Linked DNA regions of Homo sapiens: region 1 is linked to region 2. The links are chromatin loops, found by intact Hi-C in ENCODE. Cell type or tissue: dorsolateral prefrontal cortex. All regions are shown on one strand. Each heading gives the region's core, and the rest is flanking DNA. Links, peaks and the distances in the headings are about the cores only.

What was found. Peaks named below come from ENCODE experiments on the same cell type or tissue, not always from the same donor. Only the 100,000 strongest peaks of a DNase experiment are listed, where the experiment ranks them.
Region 1: it touches region 2 in a loop (6-fold over the local background); 5 of 110 quality-filtered maps call a loop at or near these places.

What each region holds. Positions count from the first base shown.
Region 1 is chr12:59,778,299-59,782,708 of GRCh38, forward strand. It overlaps SLC16A7 (solute carrier family 16 member 7), which reads left to right. Exons shown (of 6, transcript NM_001270623.2): 6 at 1,125-4,410. The coding sequence ends at 1,381. Among named protein-coding and RNA genes, the nearest start is that of SLC16A7, 180 kb to the left of the region's middle. In dorsolateral prefrontal cortex, for the core only: a CTCF peak has its summit at 2,642 (motif pointing left); no DNase peak of the experiment used is centred there; H3K27ac peaks cover 318 bases.
Region 2 is chr12:59,401,712-59,406,121 of GRCh38, forward strand. No RefSeq gene overlaps it. Among named protein-coding and RNA genes, the nearest start is that of LINC02448, 120 kb to the right of the region's middle. In dorsolateral prefrontal cortex, for the core only: CTCF peaks have their summits at 1,776 (motif pointing right) and 1,976; a DNase peak (open chromatin) is centred at 1,760; H3K4me3 peaks cover 817 bases.

The DNA of each region.
Region 1 (4,410 bases), core at 338-4,337, 380 kb after region 2:
CTTACTTAAATAAACCCATTATACCATCTACCTGATTAAAACAGAAAATTTTGTTTAAATAGGTAATATATTACAAGTAGCCAAATTTAATGTTGAGCCACTGACTAGATTCTAGGGAGAATGCTATGGATTCTGACTAAACAGACTGGTTTGAAAGTTGTATATCAGAATCACTTGGAATGCATATGCTAATTTATATAGATTTGTATACACTAAATTTTGCTGCTGTTAATAATTACGAAGAATTAGATGCCTGCATAAGCAAGAGACAAAACTAAATATAAGCTGACAAAATTTTAAAAGTCAATTAACCTTCATATTAAATGGCACCAGGCTAGATTTTAAATGGTCTCAATAATCAAGTGGAATAGTTTTTTTACTGATTAGTTTCACCTTAATAATTTAGACTCAGATAAAGTGAAAAACTAGGATTAGCTCAAATAGTGACATGGCACTTAAACAACAGGTTAGGTGAAGCCATTCTGCAGAGTAGTTAAGAATGAGTACAGACAGACCTCAGTTAAGAGTCTAGATTCTACCACTAACTAGCTACATAACCATGCCCAGATTACTTCACAGTACTCCTTGTAAGGATCAAGTGAGCTATTACAGATAAAATTCTTAGGCTAGTATGGGGCATAGAGAAAGCACTTAGTAAATATTAGACACTGTTAGGAACCATGTAAAAGCCTTTGGGTTTCTCCTAAAGAAAGTAATTTTTCTCTATTGAAGAGAAAAGGAAGCATGGAAAGGGTGAAGCAATCCTAACGTGTGCTGTAAATAGAGATATCTATATTCACATGTATAGATATAAAAATATACCTCACTCATGTATGTATTAATATATACACACAAAAAATGCCTAGTTTGTCTTGTTTGTATATTTTACTGAGAGAAATAATTTTTAGTAAATTTAATGTACTAGTAATATAATACTGTAAGTGTCTCTGCATACCTTTACTAAGCATATGTAGAAGTCATAATCTAGATTTTTTTATTTTTAAAGTCTTATTTGACATTAATTTAAATAAGAGGAATATACTTTGAAGAATAATTTATTTGAATTTTTATCATTATATGACTGTTTTATTATGCCAACTTAAAAGATGTTCTTTGTCTTCTAGGTAAATTGGTGGATTTAACTGGAGAATATAAATACATGTACATGTCCTGTGGGGCTATTGTGGTAGCAGCAAGCGTGTGGCTGCTCATTGGCAATGCTATCAACTATAGATTGCTTGCAAAGGAAAGGAAGGAGGAAAATGCAAGGCAGAAGACCAGAGAATCTGAACCCTTGAGCAAATCTAAACATTCGGAAGATGTTAACGTCAAAGTTTCAAATGCACAGAGTGTAACCTCAGAAAGAGAAACTAACATTTAACAAGAATCACATCTCTGATTTCAGTGTTTATGACTTTATCTAGGAGTTTGTTTTTCATTTTGTTTTTTTAAAGTATTAGAAAAGGTTTTAGCTGAAATGAGGAGTCACAATTAAGGATGGAGGTGATATTTTCCTCAATGGCAAATTTTAAATTAGTTTTTAAAAACTTACTTATTTGGGTAGTTAAATTTTGAGATTATGCATAGAAAGAATCCATGCTATAGGTTTATTTCCATACCTGACTCTGGGTGTGGTGGTTAAAATACTAATTTTAAAGTCTTCCAGTGACTTTCGGTCTTGGTTATATGGAGAATTCTGAATCCCAAACCCCTGGTTTAAGTAGGTAGAAGGAGGATGCCTAATCCTACAAAGTGACCCTTTATACATTTCATTTTTTATTTGATATTAAAGTATGAGATAGAGTTGAGAGACAATTAATTATCCCCTCTTACACACAAACACACATACTCCCACATACTTACCCACATGTACACAGAGTATCTGGAGAATAAAACCCAAATTCAAAAAAAAAAATGATAATTTATTTTTAAGGTAAAAATAATCCATGAAGATAAAAGAAACATATGTCTGCGTGCTACTTTACAATGTTGGTTTTAAAGATAAGCACATGGGTAAAAATGAGGGTGATCCTTATTCAAAAATAACATCTGACTACTATAAAAATATTTGCATATATAAGTTTGACAAAGAAAAGAAAATCAATGTTAAACCATTAAATCTGAGCACTGTTAGACTTGATTAATCCATGCACATGATTTTTTTTGAGTAGGGAGCATTAGTACCTGGTGCTAGAGAATAGAACCCTCAAATAATTTTTAGAATTCTTACCTAATATGTAAAAGTCTGCATGACTCTTAACAATGAGTCACATCCATTGATTTTACAGGGATTTTAGTTCGTAATCCAGAAAGTAATAATCAGGGATTTTATTTTAATCAGGCATCAATCCAGATTCACTGTTATACTGAAATATCAAAGTAAAATCCTAGTTGGCAGGATTGTAAGTAGACCGAATTCTAATTTTTCCCAACACATAGTGGTAATTGGAGGTTACTGTTATGAATACTCCATCTGACTACGACTAAGAGAGTGAGGGGTGGTTTTAATGAACCCTCTAAGCTCTCTCAGTTCCTTCCCTTCCACAAAATGCAAGAGCAAAAGCAAACTACAAACAGGCCTTGTGCTCAACCACTGGAAATGCCTCCTGGGATAAGAATGGCAGCACTTGAAAATTCTGCCCTCTACTGATGAGACTTCCTGCTGCCTTTGGACATAACTAAGCCAGGAAACTTTAAAAGCCTTCTAGAAATAGAGGCACTGTATGACTTGCAATCGTAGGTATAGTTTATAACCTGATAGCAAAAAACTTGAAATATTGCAGCCCAGTTTAATTCAGCACTTTCCCATTTTCATAACTATGTGAAAACATCTGGGAATTTGAATCACTCCTGAATACAGAGGCATATTCTTTTTAAACTATAAATACCATTTTGAGTGAGAAAGTACTTTTAAACAAGAAAGAAATTGTACATTATGACTAAAGTTATAAATACAATATTTATATCTATAAATCTGAAGTTTAACATGATTAATTTAAAAAGTATTTAGTGCTTGACAAAGTAGTGTCACTCTTAAGATGTCAAAGGGAATTAGCCATTTTTTTTATTGTAATAAAGGCAGGTGCTATTTTTTTCTGGTGAGATTGCACCTGGATACCAGGCTTTTGTAATAGTTAACATTAAACATTTGATTCATAAAGTTAATTCACTGCTTAAGCATGTGGCTCATATTTAGGAAGCTATATAAAATTCAGTTTTTCATTTAACATTTGCTCTTTTGCATATGAAGAGATATTTGTATTTTTCAAATGTTAAGTAAAACAAGATGTGCCAATATCATAGGTAAATAAATTAGGGAAAATGTGGGACTTTATGGCTGTTTTTAATTTAGTTTCACCCGATCTTGATTCTTGAATTAGCTATGTTTATATTTTTAGTTCTTTTTTATTCAACTCAGATTTGTCAAGAAATGTAACCTCTAAATTGTGTAGTACCTCTCCAATCATAAATTTTCAAAAAAAAATTCTACTTTCCAAAAAGTGTCTTGAATTCTCTGAAAAGGCACATTAAACTAATATGAACATCAGATACCAGGGGGAAATAAATGGCAAAGTAATAATCATGAGGTTTTAGGTCAAAGACTACATTATATATATTTTTTATTACCTTCTAGTAGAGACATCCTCCTGGGTGCATTTCAGTGGCCTTCTCCAGGGAGGAGGTTTATTTACTTACTGATGAGTTTCTCGTCACGTCAAAACCAGTTCACATTTGTCTGGCTGCTCTTTGGTTGTCTTCATTCGTTATTTATTTCTAACACTGTATTAAATTGTTAGAAAAGAAAGTAAAACTTGCACATTCAAAGCACATGATTTGTACAGTCACACCTGGCAGTAGCACTGCACAGTTACAAATATGCACACACGTTAACTGCTATGCATAAATATTGACAGTTAAACCAGAACACAATTGAAACAGTGACATAAATACCTACAGGATTCAGAATTGTTCCAGGGTAATATAAATTATTCTACTTGTTCACTCTCCCCACCCTCTTGAACTTGTTAGAAGATTTGCTGCTTTAGCAGAATCTTTCCAAGATTGAGAAAAGTGTATCAACCTAGGATTTTCATTACTATATAGTCACATAAATGGAGGAGGAGATATATTTGGCTTCTGCCTCTGCAACAATTAGTATGAACATATTTCTTTCTCTAGGGAATAATAGGTTTTAAACATTTGAGATATCATGAAGCAAAGTCAGGGTATACCACTACAATCCCCACTAATCTCTATTCCCACATTATGAAATTGTACAGAAGAAAGGGTGTCATTAAATCAAGGTATCCAGATAATTCATGGCTACTTTAACTATTTTTTCATTCGTGTTAACTGAGCCCCCCATATTTTTTACTACTTAACCTTAAATATGCCATCACTAATTTATGA
Region 2 (4,410 bases), core at 234-4,233:
CTGAGGTTTTCCAAGGTTATCCTGAGACAGAAAAAAAGGACAGAATGATTAGAGCATAATGAATGGTCATTTGAGGAGTGTATTGAGATAAGGTTGGAGGAATGGTAAGTGGTCAGATCATGCGAAGTCATTGTGGTATAAAACGTAAATTGGCTCATTCAACACCTACTTCAACCTTCTCTAATTTTATTTTCTGTATAATAATGCTAGTGAAAATAAAAATTTCTCAGACTCTTTTTCAACTGGGTTGCTATATGTGACATAAGTTCTACCAAGTAGGTGTGAGTCAGAAATGAGTGACTTGAGGTGGCACCACACACTAGAAGAATGTATCTTCCGGCACATAGAACAGTAGGAGGCATTTGTTTGCTTGGGGCTACTTTAACAGCATTTTTTGCATCCGTTCTCTACTGACTGAATCCTGTGGCATAGCAGGGCATTTTCCCTGGCTCATTTTCCCTGGTTCTGGTTGCACAATATTCAGGGCTAGGTCCTTGACTCTTCTGTATTGTATATTGGAATGATTCTTTTTATTCAACCACCTAAAGTGGATTATGTTGTCTAAAAAAAAACCAAATACATGATACTACTTCTGGAGTTGTGCAGTAAGCAGCTCAACAAGCCCTCTACCGAAAAAGCATTGAAAAAAGAAGGAAAAAGAAAAGGCAAAAATTGACAAAACAGGAATGAAAGAGGGATCATCGCTACTGACCCTGCAGAAATGAAAAGAATTATAAGGAAATACTATAAACAACTTTATTTTAGTAGACAACTTCAATGAAATGAGTAAATTCCTAGAAAAACACAATGATCAAAACTGACTCAAGAAGAAAGTGAAAATGAGTAGATCCATAACAAAAAAGATATTAAATAAGTAATTAAAAATCTCCCCACAAAGAAAATCTAGGCCTACATACCTTTGTTGGTGAATTCTGTCAGATATTTGCAGAAGATATATCAAACCTTCACAAACTCTTCCTGAAAATGCTGGAGAAAGGATTATTTTTCAGTTCATTTGATGAGGGAAGTTTTTACCGAAACTGCAACGAAATCTGAAAAAATAGTTGATTCAAATAATTTCTCTTTGAGTATGTCCTTAGGGAGTCCCTAAGTTGGTGATAATGGGGGCATTAGAGATGGGGTGTTCTGATGACTATTTTTCTCATTGTCTTACTTCTCCTTTGATTGTTATTATTCTATGGTTCACAATATACAATAGCTGACTGGGTCTCTGTGTGAAGTGTTCTTCATGTCTTCTGAACCATCAAACTTCATGATACCCAACAGATTATTTGAACTCCTCTAGATCCATCACACTCCACTGCTGTTTCTCTCTCTTTCCCTCCCTCCCTCTCTTCCTCCCTGAAGTTCCTTTAAATTCATTTTATTTTGTATATATCTAGTTGCTTTAGAAAAGATTCCCACAGCAGCATTATGAAGTCTTTGTACACGGGCCTTCTTTCCAAAGTGCTGACTGACCTTTCTGCTTTTGCTGACGTTGTCAGTCAGGATTCCTTGACCACATTTATCTCGGGGGGCCAAGTGATTTTCTTCCCAGCCAGCTTGGATTCCTTTCACTGCATATCTCAGTCAATGGATCTGTACATGACAGAAAGCAATGCTATGACCACAGCCTGTTTTTTTACACTACTTTTAGGGCCTAAGTGCATTAAGCAATGTGGAAGGGCATTTGTTTCTCCCAGTTCATTCCTGACAGTTGGACATCTCTTGAGGCAGCACCTCAACGATCTCTAGAGGGCAGTGTTGCTTAATTCCAAATGCCGAACTGATCATCGTGGGTCTCTGAATGCAAAACACTGGTGCAATAATTAAAATACAATTTCTCAGAAGTTTCCTTGGAAATGGAAATGACACAATGTTTTAAATGTGTGCTTGAAAACATTTTTATGAAAAAAATCTTTTAAACATAAATAAGGATAAATAAAACTAATGAGGTTAGTTTTCTCTCTTGCCAATTTGGTTACATCATCTCTCAGGCTCTCCTCACAAAATCAAGCTCTCTCCCAATGATTCCCACAGACCCTCACTCTCCTCCTCCCCTGTCAGGGTAACAGGCATTTATCCTTCATGTTTCATAACTCTGTGAGGGAGCCTCAAGACCTCTTCTCTGACTGTCCTTCATCTACCCCAACTAATGATGAATAAATTCTCATGGAAAACCAGGGACATTAAAGTGAAAGCAGTGCTCCTGGGAATGAGAAAAAGGGAAAAAAGAGGACATTTTAATAAATTTTTGATTATGCTCTTATACATTTCAGGAAATGAATTGGAAACACTTGAGACTAATGCTTGAGACTAATGCTTGAGACTAAGGTCAAAAATAGATGAGCTTATTGTGTCCTTCTGGGGCCACAAAAGCCAATCAACTCATTAGCTAAAAAATGTTTTATGTGGTTTCTAAATATAAATATAAAGAAGGCTTTTGTGTACTTTGGAAAGTACTCTTGAACAGGAAAAATTCTTGAGTGTAAAAGAAATCTATTTTCATTCTTGTTAATATTTGTTATTTTAAAATATTATCATAGTTGTACCTTATGATGCAATAAAATCATATTCTAATTCTAGAACCTACAATAGTGAATTGTACTGTTCTTTACACATATCAGTTCTTTTAATAAATATTTGTTCAACTGAGTTGACCAAGATTTCATTGCTCAATAAATGTAATTATTGCATAAAATTTGGATTTACTTCAAAAAAAGAAACAATTGCTTGTATCATTATTTGAATGAAGCAAGCATGAGCTCTGAAAAACAAATGTCTGTAAGTCCAAATATCAGGATCAAATTCACTAAGTAATTGCTCAAGTTGCCAATTTGCCCAAAAAATCATTGAGAAACACTTTAAATTGGCAAGTCCTTCAAAATGGCTTTATATCAACAAGTCATTTTTTCTTTTTCTGGAGAAAATATCTGTCTAAAATAAATCTTATATATACTGTGAGAAAACTGCCGAAACTGGAACTAATTTTTATGTCTCTTTATAAAGTTAGCATAAACATACCTCACATTTAAGAAAACAAAACTTGTCGTGTATATTTTCTTCATAAACTTTTAGAAGTTCCAGTGTTTTTGAAGATTAAACAATGTTTTAATATGACAAAATCAGATGATTCTCTTCTTTTATTTCTGGTTTAATTCACCAACGTTTTTAGGCTTACTCTTTATTTTCACCTAAATGAACTACATATGCTACATATTATAATTTTTCATATGTGAAACTTACAATGATGTGTTTCACAACTGAAGAACAAGTCATATTAACCCAATTGGGGGCTGGGAATTTATATATTTATTCATATATCCATTGTTTGAGCCCAGATGTCTAAGTAAAATAAAAATAGACAAATGAATCTCTAAGCAAAACTTTTTATCTGGCAATATATAAAAAAGAGAATTGCAATTTTGGGCATACATACTGACCAGGGTGGTCTTTGGTATGCATGAAGAAGAAAGAGAAAATTAGACATTTTATTAGAAAGAAAAATGTTATGTATTGTTTTGAAATAAAACTCATCACCATCAATGTTTACAGGAGCTGGCAAGCTCTGACTGATAAGTGACAGTGGTACGTAAAACTAGTCTTAGAATTACTGTGGTTCATTTCTGCAGCTACTAGGTAAAACTACTCTTAAAGTTATAGCAGGTCATTTTGGCAGCTGGCTTGTGAGATAACTCCTGGGCAGGTGCTTTGTGCCCAACTATTTTTTTTTCCTGCTCTCTCAATACTAATTTAGTTGTGTATGACAAGACAACTCCAATTCATATAATCAATTTTTACACACATTTATTAAACAAATCTTATATGTGGGTTATTGTTTTAGCAACCAAGTACATAGTGATGAAAAATAAAAATTGCATACATAGAATTTTAAAACAAGATAACAATTGCTTTCCATTTTACTTTTACCTATAGAAGGCATTCAAGGGTTTCAGAAGGCAGAGAAATCACTTCCACTTTAAGACATTTTAAAAAATTTCCAAAGAAATGTTGAATTTGAGATAGGATTTACAAGAGTGGTAGGATTCTTTAGTTAACAACAGAAAAAGAGTATGTTGGTTGGGGTGACTAGAAGAAACTAAAGTGGAAATGGAACATAATAGTGATAAGAGCTTATTTGTTTAGTGCTTGCTATATGTCAGGTCGTTTATATACATTATGTCAAGAAATTCTTAAAATAATCTGAAATCCCCACTCTGTAAATGGGGAAAATCAAGCTCAGAGATACCAAGTAAATTACTGAAGGTCACACAGCTCTTAGGTAGCACAGGCTGCATTTATTCCTCACTCACATAGATCTGTTGTTACTGGATTGGCATTCATACTGAAGAGGGCTAGAATTTAAGACTAGAAAACTACTCTAGGGAAACCTGTAGGTGAATAACTACA